2 separate regions of the Homo sapiens genome follow, and region 1 is linked to region 2. A link is a loop called in an ENCODE intact Hi-C map of the cell type or tissue named here. Cell type or tissue: heart left ventricle. All regions are shown on one strand. Links, peaks and the distances in the headings refer to the core of each region. The heading gives the core; the rest is flanking DNA.

What was found. A loop is a pair of places that touch in the nucleus more often than their neighbours do. Peaks named below come from ENCODE experiments on the same cell type or tissue, not always from the same donor. Only the 100,000 strongest peaks of a DNase experiment are listed, where the experiment ranks them.
Region 1: it touches region 2 in a loop (3-fold over the local background); 1 of 110 quality-filtered maps calls a loop at or near these places.

The regions. Positions count from the first base shown.
Region 1 is chr10:15,513,110-15,517,511 of GRCh38, reverse strand. ITGA8 (integrin subunit alpha 8) reads left to right here. Exons shown (of 30, transcript NM_003638.3): 30 at 268-3,558. The coding sequence ends at 354. Among named protein-coding and RNA genes, the nearest start is that of FAM171A1, 140 kb to the right of the region's middle. In heart left ventricle, for the core only: no CTCF peak of the experiment used is centred there; no DNase peak of the experiment used is centred there.
Region 2 is chr10:15,569,121-15,573,522 of GRCh38, reverse strand. ITGA8 (integrin subunit alpha 8) reads left to right here. Exons shown (of 30, transcript NM_003638.3): 25 at 1,154-1,312. Among named protein-coding and RNA genes, the nearest start is that of ITGA8, 150 kb to the left of the region's middle. In heart left ventricle, for the core only: no CTCF peak of the experiment used is centred there; a DNase peak (open chromatin) is centred at 1,752.

The DNA.
Region 1 (4,402 bases), core at 215-4,214, 56 kb after region 2:
TCTCTCCTACAAATACAAAAATTAGCTGGGTGTGGTGGTGCAGGCCTGTAATCCCAGCTACTCCGGAGGCTGAGGCAGGAGAATCGCTTGAACCGGGAGGCGGAGGTTGCAGTGAGCCAAGATCACGCCACTGTACTCCAGCCTGGGGAATAGAGAGCGAGACTCAGTTTAAAAAAAAAAAAATACATAAAGTGAAAATTCTTTGAATGAGGGGTTTCACAGGTTCCCAGAATGACGTGATTTTATAGCCCATCTTTCCCTTTATAGTGTGGATTCTTTGACAGAGCCAGACCTCCTCAGGAGGACATGACCGACAGGGAACAGCTGACAAATGACAAGACCCCTGAGGCATGACAAGAAAAAAAAAGAAGACCAAAGACCTCAAACACTGGTCCTGTTCAAAGAAAAAGAAAGAACATGAGGGTTAAAAATCAAAGCTTTCTGATACCTGACAGTGACCCAGGAAATGGAGGGGACCCTGGAAACATCACCTCATCTACACCGCACTTTGGAGAAATTGTCCTGGGTGCCCAGTGAGCCCTGTTGGAAAAGGAAACACCAAAGCTGGAGAAGCCATCAGCAATTGTGGAAGATTTTCTTTTGCTTTAATCGTTCTGTACTTGGCAGACACTTTGAAATGCGTATGGGAACGTAAGTTGCAGTCCAGATCAATCCAGCATAAGTTGCAGAGATGAAATGTCTGAATCACTATAGAATTTACAAGGTGAACTAAGGTGAAATGACTGATTTACTATAGAACTTAGAACTAAGACCACACCATCCAACACTACTGTATCCAATGGAACATTTGACACCTCCCTATGGAAAAGAAACATTTCTAAGGACATTATGGCTCAGGGAGACAAGCAATATGTTGTTGGTACTGTGAAAGTACTTTTGAAAGGACAAAAATAATCTTGTGAGTGAGGGTGAGAGTTTATTTATTTATTTTCCATGTCTCTAGGTTGAGAATCTGTCATCTAGAGAATTTGGAAATTAAGATTTGGTTAGCTAGTTTTCAAAATCACTCACTCAGTTTCCTCCTAAGAACCACTGTGTGCAGATAACTCATTTAGCAGAGCTTCTTCAGAATTTAGACAGTGCTAAGGAAAGGAAGATTGGCATTAGGAATCAGTTCTATTTAATACCTTGCTGCCTTCCATCTGAAATTCCTTTCACTCACATTATCCAGGGACTCACATCTGCTTAATTTAGCTTTGCAAGATGTTGCATTTATATTTCCTTGTATATCTTTCCATTGACTTAGTTAATACATGAATTTCGAGGTACTCTCTACCTTTGGAGTGTTTAAAAGTCATGGTAAAATGTCTAGAGTTCATTAATTAAAAAGCAATTTAACATTATGGGTAAACATTATTTTTAATATCTATAAGAAGCAACACTTCTTATAGATATTTAGCTTGGGATTAAATACCCGTTTTTCCTGCTATGCCTTGTACTTGTATACACAGAGAAAACATGTTGAATATAACTTAGACAAAAACATAAAATTATACAGGCATGAGCCAAACTGGGAAAACTGATTCCTAAAGATTTTTATTTAAAATTGCTTATTCCAACTTTATTACTTATTTTTACTGCTAATCTTTATAATATGTAACTTTGGAGAATAATCTTTTATTTAAGCTATTTTCCCATCATCTTGAATTTAACCATCACAAATTTTTTATGTTTAAAACTCTTGTAAATAATTCATAATCTTGTAATATTATCATTTTTGAAGTAAAATTGACCAGCCAAATTTATAGGTAGTCTGCACAATTTTGTATCCTTTTTTAATAATGAAAAATTACTATGAAGAAATACTGAACAAATTTTTATGTGCAATATTTTATAGACCTATGTATCTGAAGCATGTTTACACTGGCGTTTTTTTTTTTAATTAATTTCCTAAATGTTAAGTATGATAGAACAAGCTGACCCAAATCCTTAAGTTTACAAAGCTGTTGGAAAACTTTGTGTCCTGATTTCAACAATCACGCTTTGTTTGAAAGATGAGCCAAGCTCACAGACACTAAATTTTATGTCATGCCATAAGCTGGAGAGGAGCCATTTGGCTACAGCTGCGGAACTTCATTGAGGAGCAAATGAAAGGCACATGGACGAGCACGCTGGTGCAGTTCATGTTCTTCCTGCCTGTGAATTGAATACTGTCCTGGTAGCAGTTTCGGGTCGGTCAGGAGCTCAAGGCTGGTTTGTGTGGCTGACTACGGATGAGCACTGAAGTTGCCTCAAAGAATTAAGGGGTGTCCACACCAGCCTCTGGGGGTCTTTGGTGTTAGTCTTCCAGGTAGAGCTGGTTTTACAAGTAGGTGGCCATCTACAGGATGTGATGTGAGCGATGCCAGACAGCTCTCTCTGACCCCAGGTAATGCCCTGAATCTGGTGATCCTGGCTGATCTGTGACCAATAGAGATTAGCTCCTTGGGATTTGGGGTCCTAAAAGGTCCCTGAAAAAATGCACCCCTTGTCTTTAAGCCAACATTGGTGAAGGAACTGAGAACTCTTAGGGTTACATAAAAAAAGACCCCTGTTGAGATAGTTTATGCAGATACCTGGAAGGAACTAGAGATGCCAGGAGGAAGACTGAGACCCAGAATGAAGCAAGGCATGAGGGCTCCAAAGTGAACTGCACCATCCCAGAGTCTCAGCCAAGATGGCCCTTTCCTAGAGGGACGGGCACCTTCCACCTGCCCACAGGCACTGCTACCTATGGGAATTGCAGAAGGCCGTTGTACACACGCGCATGCACGCAGTGGCCCTCTGCCCTTTAGAATATGGAAGCAAAGTCTGGGTGCAGTGACTCACACTTGTAATCCCAACACTTTGGGAGGCCGAGACGGGCAGATCACCTGAGTTCAGGAGTTCAAGACCAGCCTGGCCAACGTGGCAAAACCCCATCTCTACTAAAAATACAAAAATTAGCTGGGCGTGGTGGCAGTCTCCTGTAATCCCAGCTACCTAGGAGGCTGAGGCAGAGAGAGAATCGCTTGAACCCAGGAGGCGGAGGTTGCAGTGAGCTGAGATCGCGCGACTGCACTCCAGCCTGGGCGACAGAGGGAAACTCTGTCTCAACAAAAAAATAAATAAAATAAAAAATAAAAAAAGAATATGGAAGCAAATGGAGAAAGGGAGGAAACTGAGGTCAGGCAAACCTTCCAGCAATCCGTTCTGCCCAGAGAACATACTGACGACAGAGAACACACTGAGCGTTATCTGCTTCTAGTTAGAGCATTGCCGATTGCCTTCATAATTCATAATGTGCTGTGCTCCTCTGAGGGTCTATCTGTATTTCTCTTCAAAGAATTCCCTTTTTAAATTCTTGCAGCTGGGTTTTAAGACACAATAATGGGGCAAATTAAGTTTTATAAACTTGGAGATTTTTATACAGTAAATAAAAAAATAATATGTACTAGTCACCCCTGAAACTGCATTCTTAGAACTCGACTCTTGTTTTATTTAAATACGTGCGTAGATATCTGTGAAGATTTTCATGTACCTATTTACCTTGTCACTAATAAAATTAAAACTGAAAGACTTGATGGCATACTTTCGGTTTATTTCACATGAGACATAACTTTCCCTATTGTGGCCAGACATCAGAGGTTTCTGTCTCTACATCTTAATTCCTTATTAGAAAAACATTTAACATCGGGAGAAATTTAATAGAGCAAAAATGCAAAGCTCCCTGGGAGGATGAAAATGTTCTACTTAGATTTCAGTGATGTTTGTATTAAACTCCGTGAGTGGCCGGGCACGGTGGCTCACACCTGTATTCCCAGCACTTTGGGAGGCCGAGGCAGCGAATCATGAGGTCAGGAGTTCGAGACCAGCCTGACCATGGTGAAACCCCTCTCTACTAAAAATACAAAAATTAGCCGAGCATGGTAGTGCACATCTGTAATCCCAGCTACTCAGGAGGCTGAGGCAGGAGAATTGCTAGAACCCAGGAGGTGGAGGTTGCAATGAGCCGAGATCATACCACTGCACTCCAGCCTGGGCAACAGAGTGAGACTCCGTCTCAAAAAAACAAAACAAAACAAAACAACACAACTCCGTGAGTATAGTAAAAATTATTAAAGTGTATATTTTAAATGAACATGTTTAAGGTATGAGAATTACATCTCAATAAAGACATTAAGAATTTTTAAGTACCTTCTAGTACCTCCACTCTTATACAAGTGATTTCTCCACTGTAGATACATGTTAGCTCCTTTACAAAGCCTTCCCTTCATCTTTGCCTAACTGTACTCCATTCGCGTTTTGTGAATTTCCGTACTTTTCCATTTCTTCCCACGGCCACCTTCCGGCTGAGTGACCCCTCAATGAGAGCAGAAACCACATCATTTCCTCAGTATGTTTCGTATACCTGGCCAACACC
Region 2 (4,402 bases), core at 210-4,209:
CAAAGCTGGATCAAAGCTTTGCCTTAAGCTCTTTTGATAGCAAAAGGATAACACAGTCACCAAGGCCACTCTGATTAAGAACCTCACTGGAAAAAAGAAAAAAAAAAAGCTGTCAAATAATTTAATAAAGCTGTGTGTCCTGGTTTCTGCTCAAGAATGGTGAAACTTTAAAGTTTGAAAATATATTCAGACCCAATCATTCTCAGGGCAGTCCTGCTTCAAATCTTAGCATAAATGTGGATCATGAAAGTTTAGGGTAGCTACTGGTAGTGCAAAAAGCAATCATCAAATATTGTGTACATTGCTAATCTCGTGACTCAAAATATACTATATCAATGGTTGCCAAGCTTCTTTGATAAGGTGAATTAAATAGGCCATCTAATAAGCAAAAGCAATTATCCATTGTTTTATAGATCACTGTAATTTTCAGAACTGAGAAAAAAAGAAAAAGAAGAAAATCCCTGCTGACTTTAAATTTTTAAAACACTGGAATAAATGTAAATGCACTTAGTGTTTTGGGCAAACAATTTTGTGTCCTCCAAGTATAGGATTCACGTGTTAAAAAATGTTCATCTCTTTATGAGATGTGGCCTTTCTTGCCTTGAGATCTGCTGATGGAAACAGAAGGAGCTCAGCTTTGAAACACGCACTCGAAATGAACTGTGGTGATCATGGGCCCGCCTTGGCACTTGATGGATGGACATTCTTCCAGAGGGTGAAAGAGAGTACATCACATATGGTTGCAATTGACAGTCAGTAGTCAAGAAAGCGGAGGCAGATTTCAATGTAAAGAGACAGTCACTAAGTTTTGAAGGCATAAAATCAAAATTAAAATTTCTAGCGCTATGATTAAATTAACATAAATTTAAAACCAGCATCACAGTTATCAGACAAGGGTAGTATGGTCTTCAACTGAGGAAATCCACTCTTAGAGCTTCACAGATTGAAGAGTTTTCTCTAAACACCAGCCCATGATGCTTTCAGAGTGCTTCTTGCCATATCGACTTTGAATTTTCTTATTTTCCATAGTCATAGTCCAGATGACTTAAAACCAATAATACATGCTTTCTAAAATGGGTATAGAGTATATGGAGTTTGATTTTATCTCTCTGCCTTCTGCTGGGTCATTAGATAACATGTCACTTGTTTACAGCTGCACAATATTGGACCAAGTACCATCAGTGACACCATCCTGGAGGTGGGCTGGCCTTTCTCTGCCCGGGATGAATTTCTTCTCTATATTTTCCATATTCAAACTCTGGGACCTCTGCAGTGCCAACCAAATCCTAATATCAATCCACAGGATATAAAGGTAGGAGTCTGGTCTAATCAGTGGCTTTGTTGATTTTATTTTTATGGTATGAAAAAAATACAAACTGGGCTTGTTTAAAAAAGAAGAGTGAAATCGTTTTAAGTTGCTTCAGTGATCATTGATCAGAACTTTTCATTTTATAGTTAAAACACCAAGCCTAATTTAAAATATCCCTTCTAGCAAATTTAAATTTCTTTTTGTTTTGTTGCTTATGGTGACTTGTCATTTATTTCACCCATTTTAATAGGCACCTTTTATTTTTGGCTCAATTAGCAGCACATCCAAACCAAAATCATAAATAGACATATCACATCTGGGAGAATTAGTATAAAATGCTATTTTTAAAGTCTTTTTGGTCTATTGCCAAATTTCGTAAGGATCTTTGCCAAAAGAGGCTCTTCCAGCTGCAGCCCATAGCAAGTGGTGAACCGTGGCAATTTGCCAAGGGCCATGAGAACTCCCAGAAAGGAATGTTCTGGACCCTATTCTTTAATTGAAGCTTAAAGCCTAGAGCCGTGCTTTTCAAACTTCCTCTGAATCACCTGGCTGTCTGTTAAAATGCAGGGGCTGGGGTTGGACCTGAGATTCTGCCTCTCTGCAAGCACCCACCTCCTGTGCCTGATGCCAGTCTGTGGGCCTGACTTTCACAAACAAGGAGTAAGGAGCTGATCCCATCCAGATTAACATCCAAATTTGGCTTTCATGTTTTTCTGTGAAAGAAAGAAATTAATTAGCATAAGCCCTTGAAAATGCCACATTTGTATAAAGAAAAACAAAAGACAACAACATCTTGTAGTCAGATATTGTCCTTAGGAGATAACTTCATGTAAGAACGAACGTTCTCCTAGTAGCTACCAGGACACAGTGTCTCTATTAAAAATGGCGCAGCGCAGGCTTCATGGAATACCCACGCCACCAGCCAAGACAGAGCAGGTCTGCCCCTACCTCAGCCAGTGACACTGGGTCATTGCTCATTCTGAAAGGCATTCTTTTTCAACCCAACATGCCTCCTATTCAAAGGGAAGACTAAAGGGGGTTCATTAGTAAAGGACTTATGAGACAACAGCCTCCTCCTTTATGTAGAAATTATACATAAGGCCACTTGTGTTACACAAGATTCTTTAAAATATTTCCTTCCTGGAATTTTTTTTTCTCATTTCCTCTTTGCTCTTCATTGAGATGATTTTAAATTCTTTAAGGACAGTAGCTTATTATAAAATAACATCTGCAAATGCAAATGTATAACATTTAAATAATTAACACTTTTACATATCCTGCATTGCATTTAACATGTACTTTCAGTCATAGATTCTTTGAGCACATGATTCTGCAGAGACCTCTAACTCTTTTTGAGTGTAATGTTTAGTTTATATCTGACACTATTTATATATGTTTGTATATATTATGTAACTGGTTTAATGTACACCATGTTGGTTGTGAGTTATTTGTTTTTTTGTGGCATACTGTGACTACGATAGTATTAATAGATGACTTGTCTTAAATGTTGACAGATTCTTGCAAACCAAGCCATAGTATATACTAAGCACCTGGTGTTCCCTACTCCCCACTTATTCTCTTTTTTTTTTTTTTTTTTTTTTTTGAGATGGAGTTTCGCTATTGTTGCCCAAGCTGGAGTGCAATGGCGCCATCTCGGCTCACTGCAACCTCCACTTCCTGTGTTCAAGCAATTCTCCTGCCTCAGCCTCCCAAGTAGCTGGGATTACAGGCGTGTACCACCACGTCTGACTAATTTTTTTGTATTTTTAGTAGAAACGGGGTTTCACCATGTTAGCCAGGCTGGTCTCGAACTCCTGACCTCAGGTGATCCGCCCACCTCGGCCTCCCAAAGTGCTGGGATTACAGGCGTGAGCCACTGCGCCCCGCCCCCACTTATTCTTTAATGTATGTGCTTGGAGTAAAATTCTGTCTGAGGCTAATACTTTTAAAAATGCAATTCAATTATGTTCATTTTCCTAAAACTTTCAATCTGTGGAAATTGAATATAAGATTTAAATACAATATAAAGTAATATCTCCCTTAAATAACTAATCATAGCAATTTGTGAATTTTTGAAATTCTAAATTCATAGAGAAGTTGAAATGTTATTACTTTCAGGTTCTCAAAGTACTGTCACCTATACTTAATAAATGCTCCAGAGAGTCTAAAGGAGCTTTTATTAATAGACATTAAAAAACAGATAATCAAGAGAGTTTACATTAGTGACTATAAATAATTGAGAGTACTGGAAATTATTCTCCTCTTATGATGCTAAATAATTTTTTGGTGAAGTTGCTATTAACTTACATGGCAATTTAATTTTTCCTAGAGAATGCAAACGTCATCTTTTCTTGATATGACTTGGACTTTAGTGAAAAACAAATAATCTCTTACCTGTTGTTGTCTTCAACAGAATAGATCTGAGAAATTTTTAATTTTAATAACCATTTTAAATTCAAATTAGCATGAAAATGAATTGCTGTTAAAAAAACAAAACTGTGCCATAGCCAGGCACAGCGATGTTTGTAGCTACTCGGAAGGCTGAGGTGGGAGGATCACGTAAGGCCAGGAGTTTGAGGTCAGCCTGGGCAACATAGCAAGACTTCATCTCTTTAAAAAAATTGTATAGTTAGTTTTATTTTTAGTAAGAAGCAGACAGAGGATGGGCTTACTAAAAGGAACAGGGAGGCAGCAGAAATAACATTTGTCAAGGCAAGAATTCAATTCCAGTATCCAATCTTACTCACCGGGGAAGTGAACTAAGCTTCAATTCCTGATTATTTGGTTCTACAGTTTCTTTACAAGAAGAGTGATCTAGATAGTAAGTGCCTCATAAAACAGCTGCATCTGTGAGTAGTTCATGTCTACACATTCTTCACCCTTTCTGAGGATGCTCCAGTCCCCACTGGACTAGCCCCCAAAATGTCCCAGGCCACCGTGGGCCTGTAAGAGAGGCGCTCTCTCCCCAGCTTTCTAAAGCTGAGGGATTGGCCATTTCCTTCCTACGTTTTCCTCTTTAATCATTCCATTGATTTTCTTTCAGCAAAATCCCTTTCCCTCGTGTTCAGATACACTTTGTAGTCAACGTCCCCT